Linked DNA regions of Homo sapiens: region 1 is linked to region 2. Evidence: chromatin contacts called from ENCODE Hi-C or POLR2A ChIA-PET data. All regions are on one chromosome and are shown on one strand. The core of a region is the stretch at or near the end of the contact, and the rest is flanking DNA. Distances in the headings are between cores, read along the strand shown. Region 1 holds the start of DDHD1-DT (DDHD1 divergent transcript). Region 2 holds the start of KTN1 (kinectin 1).

Region 1 (3,294 bases), core at 726-3,225, 2.4 Mb before region 2:
ACATACGTAATATTTGCTGCATGCACTGGCAGATATTTACGGTCACCTTCCTCCTATTCTAACTATAAACCCGTCTGTGTTGTTGTCTAATAAATACTGTTAACACTCATATCACACGTAAGTACCAACCATAGTTCCAAGCCCTTGAAGTATATTTTCTAATTTACTTTCACAACAATCCCGTGAGGTAGGTACAATTTCTCCCCTTTTACAAATGAGGAAGACGAGGCATAGAAATGGTAATTTTTCAAGGTTAAGATGCAAACACAAAAATATGTAAATGAGGACCTAAGAGACAGAATCCAGTATTCCACCGAGGGAGCGGAGCCACTTGCCAGAGCTGCTTCACGCAGTGCTTTCCACCTCTCCGAACACACCCAGTGGGAACAACCTATCTCCTTTCCCTCCAGGGATTCTTTTACTTTTCCTGAACCCATAACTAAGCTGTTGATTCTCGAGCAGATCCTCTCAAACCTTCCTACTCCAGAAGACGTGCCGCTATTTAAATCATAGGCTGTTTAGGGTAAATGAGACAGAACCAGATCCCCAGGTGGACAAAGCTGGTAGGATCACGAAATTAAACCTCGGGCTGCGGATCCGGTCCTGGATCACTTCCAGGGGATGGCAGCAGCACCCGGCTCACCCAGGAGGCGCTACCCCCGAAGGTATCCAGTCCTCCTGACCCCAGGCAGCTTGGGTTTTGCCATCTGCTCGTTTACCCTTCAGCTGCCGACGCTCCCTGCTCAATCTCCATCCTGCCCCAGCCAAACGCCAGGCCTCACGCGCCTCCCTCTTCGCGGCGACCAGTCCCAAACCCACACCGGTGCGCATCGGCCCATGCAGGGGCAGCCCGTCCTGCCCTAACCCCGGCCCGCTACTCACGGTTCCAGTACACCGGGTAGCACTCTCCTTGGGTCACATCCACCTCGTAGAGGCCGCCCCGCACGCACACAGGCTCGATGTTCACAAGCTCCACCATCTCCGGCTCGTGCCCCGTCGTACTCTGGCAGAAGCCGCAGGCGCGGTCCTCATCGTCATCTTCTCCGGAACTGGAGGCTGGGCCCGTGGGGGAGCACACATGGTCGCCGTCCCGGTCCCCGCCCTGGGGCCGGGCACCCGTGGTCTGCAGCAGGGTCCGGAAGGCGAGCTCGATGCGGAGCGAGTCGTAGCCGATGAAGGGCTTCCAGGTCTTCTTGTCCTCCTTGTAGAACCAGCGTACCTCCTCCGGGCCCAGCTCCGTCACTACCTCATAGCGGTGCCGGGCCGCCGGGCCGCCAAGCCGGGTACGTTTCCTTTCCCCGGGGGACCCTCCTGTCGCGCCGCCGCCCCCCGAGTTCGTCGGGACCAGCGGAGGCTGCTGCGGCGGGTGCAGCGACAAGGAGCTGCCGCCGCCGCCGCTCTCACCCTCGCTGTAGTAGCGCAGCGAGGAGCCCGACTCGGCGGAGCTGAAGTCATAGTTCTCGTCACTGAGGCAGGGGTCCAGCGCGAGGTGGTGGTTGTGGTCGTCGGTGCCCGGCGCCAAATGCAGCCCGGGTTCCCCGCGCAGCAGGGCCAGGGGCACGTCGCCGTCGTCCGGGTCCCCGCCGGGCAGGTGCTCGAAGCAGCAGACGCCGCCGCCGAACGCTGGCCTCGCGTCTGAGCCCAGCTCCCAGGCGCCGCCGCCGCCGCCTCGGCCGTTATGCTCGGGGCTCCGTGGGGACCCGCGGCCCGGGTAATTCATGCTGTGGAGACGCCGCCGGCTGTCCGGCGGCGCGCGGAGCCGTGACCCCCAGCGCTTCCGCCACACATTCAACGCCGCCGCCCTCTCCACCCGAAGTTTCTAATCTTTCAAATCCCGACCCGAGCTGCGGCGGCAGCGGCGACCGCTCCGCCCCCACGAGACCCGCAGCCGCCGCAGCTGCGTTCTGCCGCCGGCCCCATTGTCACGCAGCCCGACGTAGGCGGTGCTTCGGCCCCCGCCCCGCCCCCCGGCCGCGTGCGCCGCCCCGGAAGCCCGGGCTGCACCGGCGCCGCGCGCGGGGTTCCCCCCTGCCCCTCTGGCTGGGAGGGCAGGGTGGTGTCAGGTCGCCCGCCGCTCTTGGGCCTCCTCGGCTCCCTTCCTCCTTCCTTGCGGTCTTCATGCACAGCTGCCTCGGTCCCCCGCTTCTGGAATTCACAGCCCAGATGTGGATAGGCTTTACCCCACTCATCCTTACAATGTGGGTCATGAGCCCAGAGCCTTAAGCTACGTGTTAGGAGGGCCCCAGGATGTAGGATTCAGCATTGCTCTTTTTGACCTTAGGCCCTACTGCGGCCTCGCCTGGACGTTTTGTCACCTGGCCCTGGTGCCTCCAGACAGAACCAGGACGCATAGGTGGGTGGATACGAGGGCACTCCACCCCACACCCATCACTCACCTTGGTGTCACCACTCCCACTGGGAAACTGGAATCTAAACCTTGCTTCATATGCCATCTCATATTATTACTTATCTTTTGATGCTTGGATTTCCTGTTTTCTCAACCTCATTGCTAGGCCCTTGATGGAAACCAAGTCCATGTCAGCCTCTCCCACACAGTGGGTGCGCAATCAGTCTTAGTTGATTATAATGATGTCAAGTCCAACCAGCTGTGGTAAAGAGTGTTCGATTGAGAGGTAGAAAACAACCAGGTTCTAGATTTAGCTTTGCTAACCATCCACAGGCAAATCACATAATCTTCCTGATCTTTTTGGTTTCCTCATCTGTAAAATTAAGATTCTTGGACCAGATGATATCTAAAGTTCCTTCTAGCAATGGAATTCTATGAACTTTAAGGTTTCTTCCAGATTTTTATGCATCTCTGATTCTGTAACTCATATTCTGGGATCAAGTTGAATACAGAGGCTCCCTTATGTGGGTCTTTTTTATTTAAAAAAAATTATTTTGTAAGCACATCACCCTATGTTGAGAATCCAGAGAAAAACCATCTCCAACCTCAGTGTTTTCATTTTAAGAATAGACAGTCTTCACTATTTCTTTTACTCTCTGGTGGAATCAGATTGGTAGGGCAATTTTTCTTGCTCCTGAGATGTAACCTGTCAGACATTATTACTCTGTCATTATTTAAATCAAGACTATCTGAAGTTTGTACAGGGCCTTTGTAGGAATTTGAAAAAAGGCATTGCTTCCTGTGGGCAGATACAGAGCGGTGTTGGAGTTGATGGCTTGTCAAGTAGAATACAGGCTGGATTTTCTGCCCCAATTAGTGCCCTTAGCTGGTTAACCTTGTGCAGTGAACAACCTATCCAACTGTATACTGCAGCTCTGACTGAAAGC
Region 2 (2,933 bases), core at 73-2,572:
TAGAAAACTTAGAAATGATTAGAATAAAAAGTATGGATACTTTTAACCAGCCCATGTACAGGAAATTCTGTTGGTGTAGAAACGGTTCTGCTGTTCATTCCTTAACTGCTTCTGTTCCCACTTTGTCAGATGTAGGGCGAGGTGGTGGTGGTGAGTCCTAATTTTTTCTATCTCTATCCACAGTCTGGAATCGTTAGGATTATTTTAAGCCTTCATAACATTTGCGGACAGCTTGGAGTGTTTTGTACATGTAGTGGGGCAGTGCCTGGCCTCCTGTGAGAGATTGATCATCGGTAAACAATCCACACGAAACTCACTTGCCAGTGGACGGGGAGGATCGCTGCCATCCTTTCAGCAAAGAGCAAACGAATAAGGAGAGATCCGGGCCCATCCCTCCTCGCGCAGCAGTTTCTAGATTTTTACCCCGGCTTCATAAATGGCTACCAGCTGGCAGTCACAACACTTTCATAATGTTTGCACACAACTCATTTGGGTCGCTTTCTTTTCTTTCCTTTTTTTTTTTTTTTTTTTGAGAGAAACGGAGAGTCTTACTCTCTCGCCCAGGCTGGAGTGCAGTGGCGAGATCTCGGCTCACTGCAACCTCCGCCTCCTAGATTCCTGCGATTCTCCTGTCTCAGCTTCCCAAGTAGCTGGGGCTACAGGCGTGCGCCACTATGCCCAGCTAATTTTTTGTACTTTTTTTGGCAGAGACGGGTTTTACTATATGTTGGCCAGGCTGGTCTCGAACTCCTGACCTCAGGTGATCCGCCTGCCTTGGCCTCCCAAAGTACTGGGGTTACAGGCGTGAACCACCGCGCCCGACCATTATTTGGGTCGCTTTCTAATTTCTTTCTCCGTTTGTAGCTAGCGTTGCCCGAAGGAGATTTCAGAGAGATCCCCTGGAGAAAGGGACGGGGGATGTCGTTTTCCAGTAATTTCTGGGGGAAATCTGGGATAGTCAGGGGGTAAATCTAGTGCCGTTTGCTGAAGTTAAAAGGCGTGGGGAGCCAGGTGGTGCCCTGGAGGGAGGGCCGCGCGAGACGAGACCAACCTTCGGGACAGGGGAGAGCGGGGCTACTGAACGCAGGGGATTCCGCTGAGCCTCCAGCCCCTGAGCGTCCACCTTCGGCCCAGCTGGGGGACGCGGTCTCGGGAAGAAAGCCCGGAATCCCGAGCCGGCCAGCCGCGAGCAGCGAGTACCGGAGCGCGTGGGCAGGCGCGCGGAGGCAGAGGCGGGCCGGCGGCTGTCCCTTTAAGGGGCCGGTCTCCCGGCGCCGCCGGCCCAGACGCCAGGACGTGCCGGGTCCGCCCCGCCCCGCCCCGAAGCCGCCCGTTTCCTGCCGAGCGGCGCGACGGCACCTGAGCGACTGCGGCGGCGGCGGCGGCGGCGGCGGCGCCTCGGAGCGGGCGGCCCGGGCTGTAGTGCCGGCGCCGCCGCGTCTTCCCGGTCTCCTTTCCCGGCCGCACAGGGTGAGGGAGAGCAGGCCGCACCGGGACGGGCGCCGGCGGCGGGGAGCGCGGGGGGAGGCGGCGCCGGCCGCGGGGTCCTGGGGCAGGCGGGAGGGCCGCGCCGGGCGGGGGGGCGCGGCCGCGGGGCCCGGACGCCGCCCGCTGGGTAGGCCTCGGGCATCCGGTTGCCGCCGCGGGGCTCTTGTTGGGGCCGGGACGCCGCAGGGGGCGGGCTCGGAGGGACCTCCTCGGCCTCGCGGGGCCGCTCTGGGCCCGACCCCGGCTCTGTCGCGGCACCCGGGGCGCGGCCGAGGGACACCCCCCACCCTCCCCAAGGACGACTCTCCCGAAGGCGAGGTCGACCCGAGCGGGCCCTGGGGTGACCGAGGCACCTATTTTTAGCCAAGCCTGAGGGCCCCCGGGAGGGAAGGCGGATTACCGCCTCCTCGGCCGGTGGACGGAGGCAGCGCGTCTCCGGCGGCGTCCCCGGGCCGGAGCTGGGCCACACTTACGCCATGCTGGAGTTCCAGTCCTCGCCGCTGCCTCCGGCGGTCTGGGCGCTCGCCCCCTTCCCCGGCGCCCCTCCCGCTGCCCTTTGCGAGTCCCCAGGTCAGGGCGGGAGGCGGTTGGGCACGGAAAGCAGCATGAGGGGGGACTTTGGAAAAATCCATGGACCACTCTCGACACCGGCGAAGTTATCCCTTCCTGTCCCCGAGGGGTGTGTCCTAGCGATTCGGCCTGACCCCTTCAGTTTCCAAAAGTGAGATTTTTGGCCTTGGGGACCTCGCCGGAAAACTACGCGGGAAGTCTAGAGAAGTCGTCTGGCTCTCAGCCATACGTCTGGTGTGGGATGTGCAGCCCCGCATGCTGGCGGTGAAGGCGCTGGGTGCACTAGATGTGGGCAGCCCCGGACGCGGGCAGCGGCGTCCCAGCCGGCCCCAGTTGCACCTTGACTAGGTTAGGTTGAAAGTAAGCTGTTCAGTGTTGGCCCTTCTTTCCTGTGGGAGGAAGGAGGAATCTAAATTCAGAACTGTGTTGGCAAACGGATTCCTTAGCCGCTATTTAAGTTAGTAGTGCTTAAAGAGCTACGGTTGAAGTTAACTGTTAAGGTGTGTGTGTGTGTGTGAGTGTGTGTGTGTGATGACTTTGTGGAAAGCCTTGAGTAAAGAGCTACGGTTGAAGTTAACTGTTAAGGTGTGTGTGTGTGTGATGACTTTGTGGAAAGCCTTGAGAAATGTAGACACTCATGGCCAGCCCAGCTAAAGATAAGCATCTTCGGTGAACTAAAGGTTCTGAATTGTATAGGAGTTGACTTAAAGTTAGAATTTTTGCTAAATTAGGTTGCATTTGTTTTCCTTAGCTTACCTAGCAGGCTAATGGCAACAGTGTCTCCAGTTTGGTCCGAAGCAATTGCTGGTGAGACTTGGGATAATGATCCCAAGCTGGTGAGACTTGGGATAATGATCCCAAGAATAACACTAAAT

The links. A loop is a pair of places that touch in the nucleus more often than their neighbours do. ChIA-PET counts read pairs that join two places held with the same protein, here RNA polymerase II (POLR2A). Pooled maps may share reads with other maps.
Region 1: a loop to region 2 is called in a map of B cell, with 17 times the contacts of the local background. The contact joins the promoter of DDHD1-DT here to the promoter of KTN1 in region 2. A Hi-C loop is called at or near these places in 4 of 168 maps with a recorded cell type or tissue (B cell, CD4-positive, alpha-beta T cell, CD8-positive, alpha-beta T cell and 1 more) and 7 of 50 pooled maps. POLR2A ChIA-PET finds 5 or more read pairs at or near these places in 1 of 52 experiments (CD4-positive, alpha-beta T cell).

The regions. Positions count from the first base shown.
Region 1 is chr14:53,151,379-53,154,672 of GRCh38, forward strand. DDHD1-DT (DDHD1 divergent transcript) reads left to right here and starts at 1,976. Exons shown (of 3, transcript NR_110062.1): 1 at 1,976-2,353. It overlaps DDHD1 (DDHD domain containing 1), which reads right to left and starts at 1,945. Exons shown (of 13, transcript NM_001160148.2): 1 at 883-1,945. The coding sequence starts at 1,720. RefSeq lists enhancers at 701-750, 771-970 and a silencer at 1,791-2,120.
Region 2 is chr14:55,578,885-55,581,817 of GRCh38, forward strand. KTN1 (kinectin 1) reads left to right here and starts at 1,323. Exons shown (of 44, transcript NM_001079521.2): 1 at 1,323-1,470. It overlaps KTN1-AS1 (KTN1 antisense RNA 1), which reads right to left and starts at 1,208. Exons shown (of 3, transcript NR_027123.1): 1 at 1,052-1,208. RefSeq lists enhancers at 548-667, 678-767 and silencers at 1,208-1,467, 1,528-2,167, 2,347-2,641.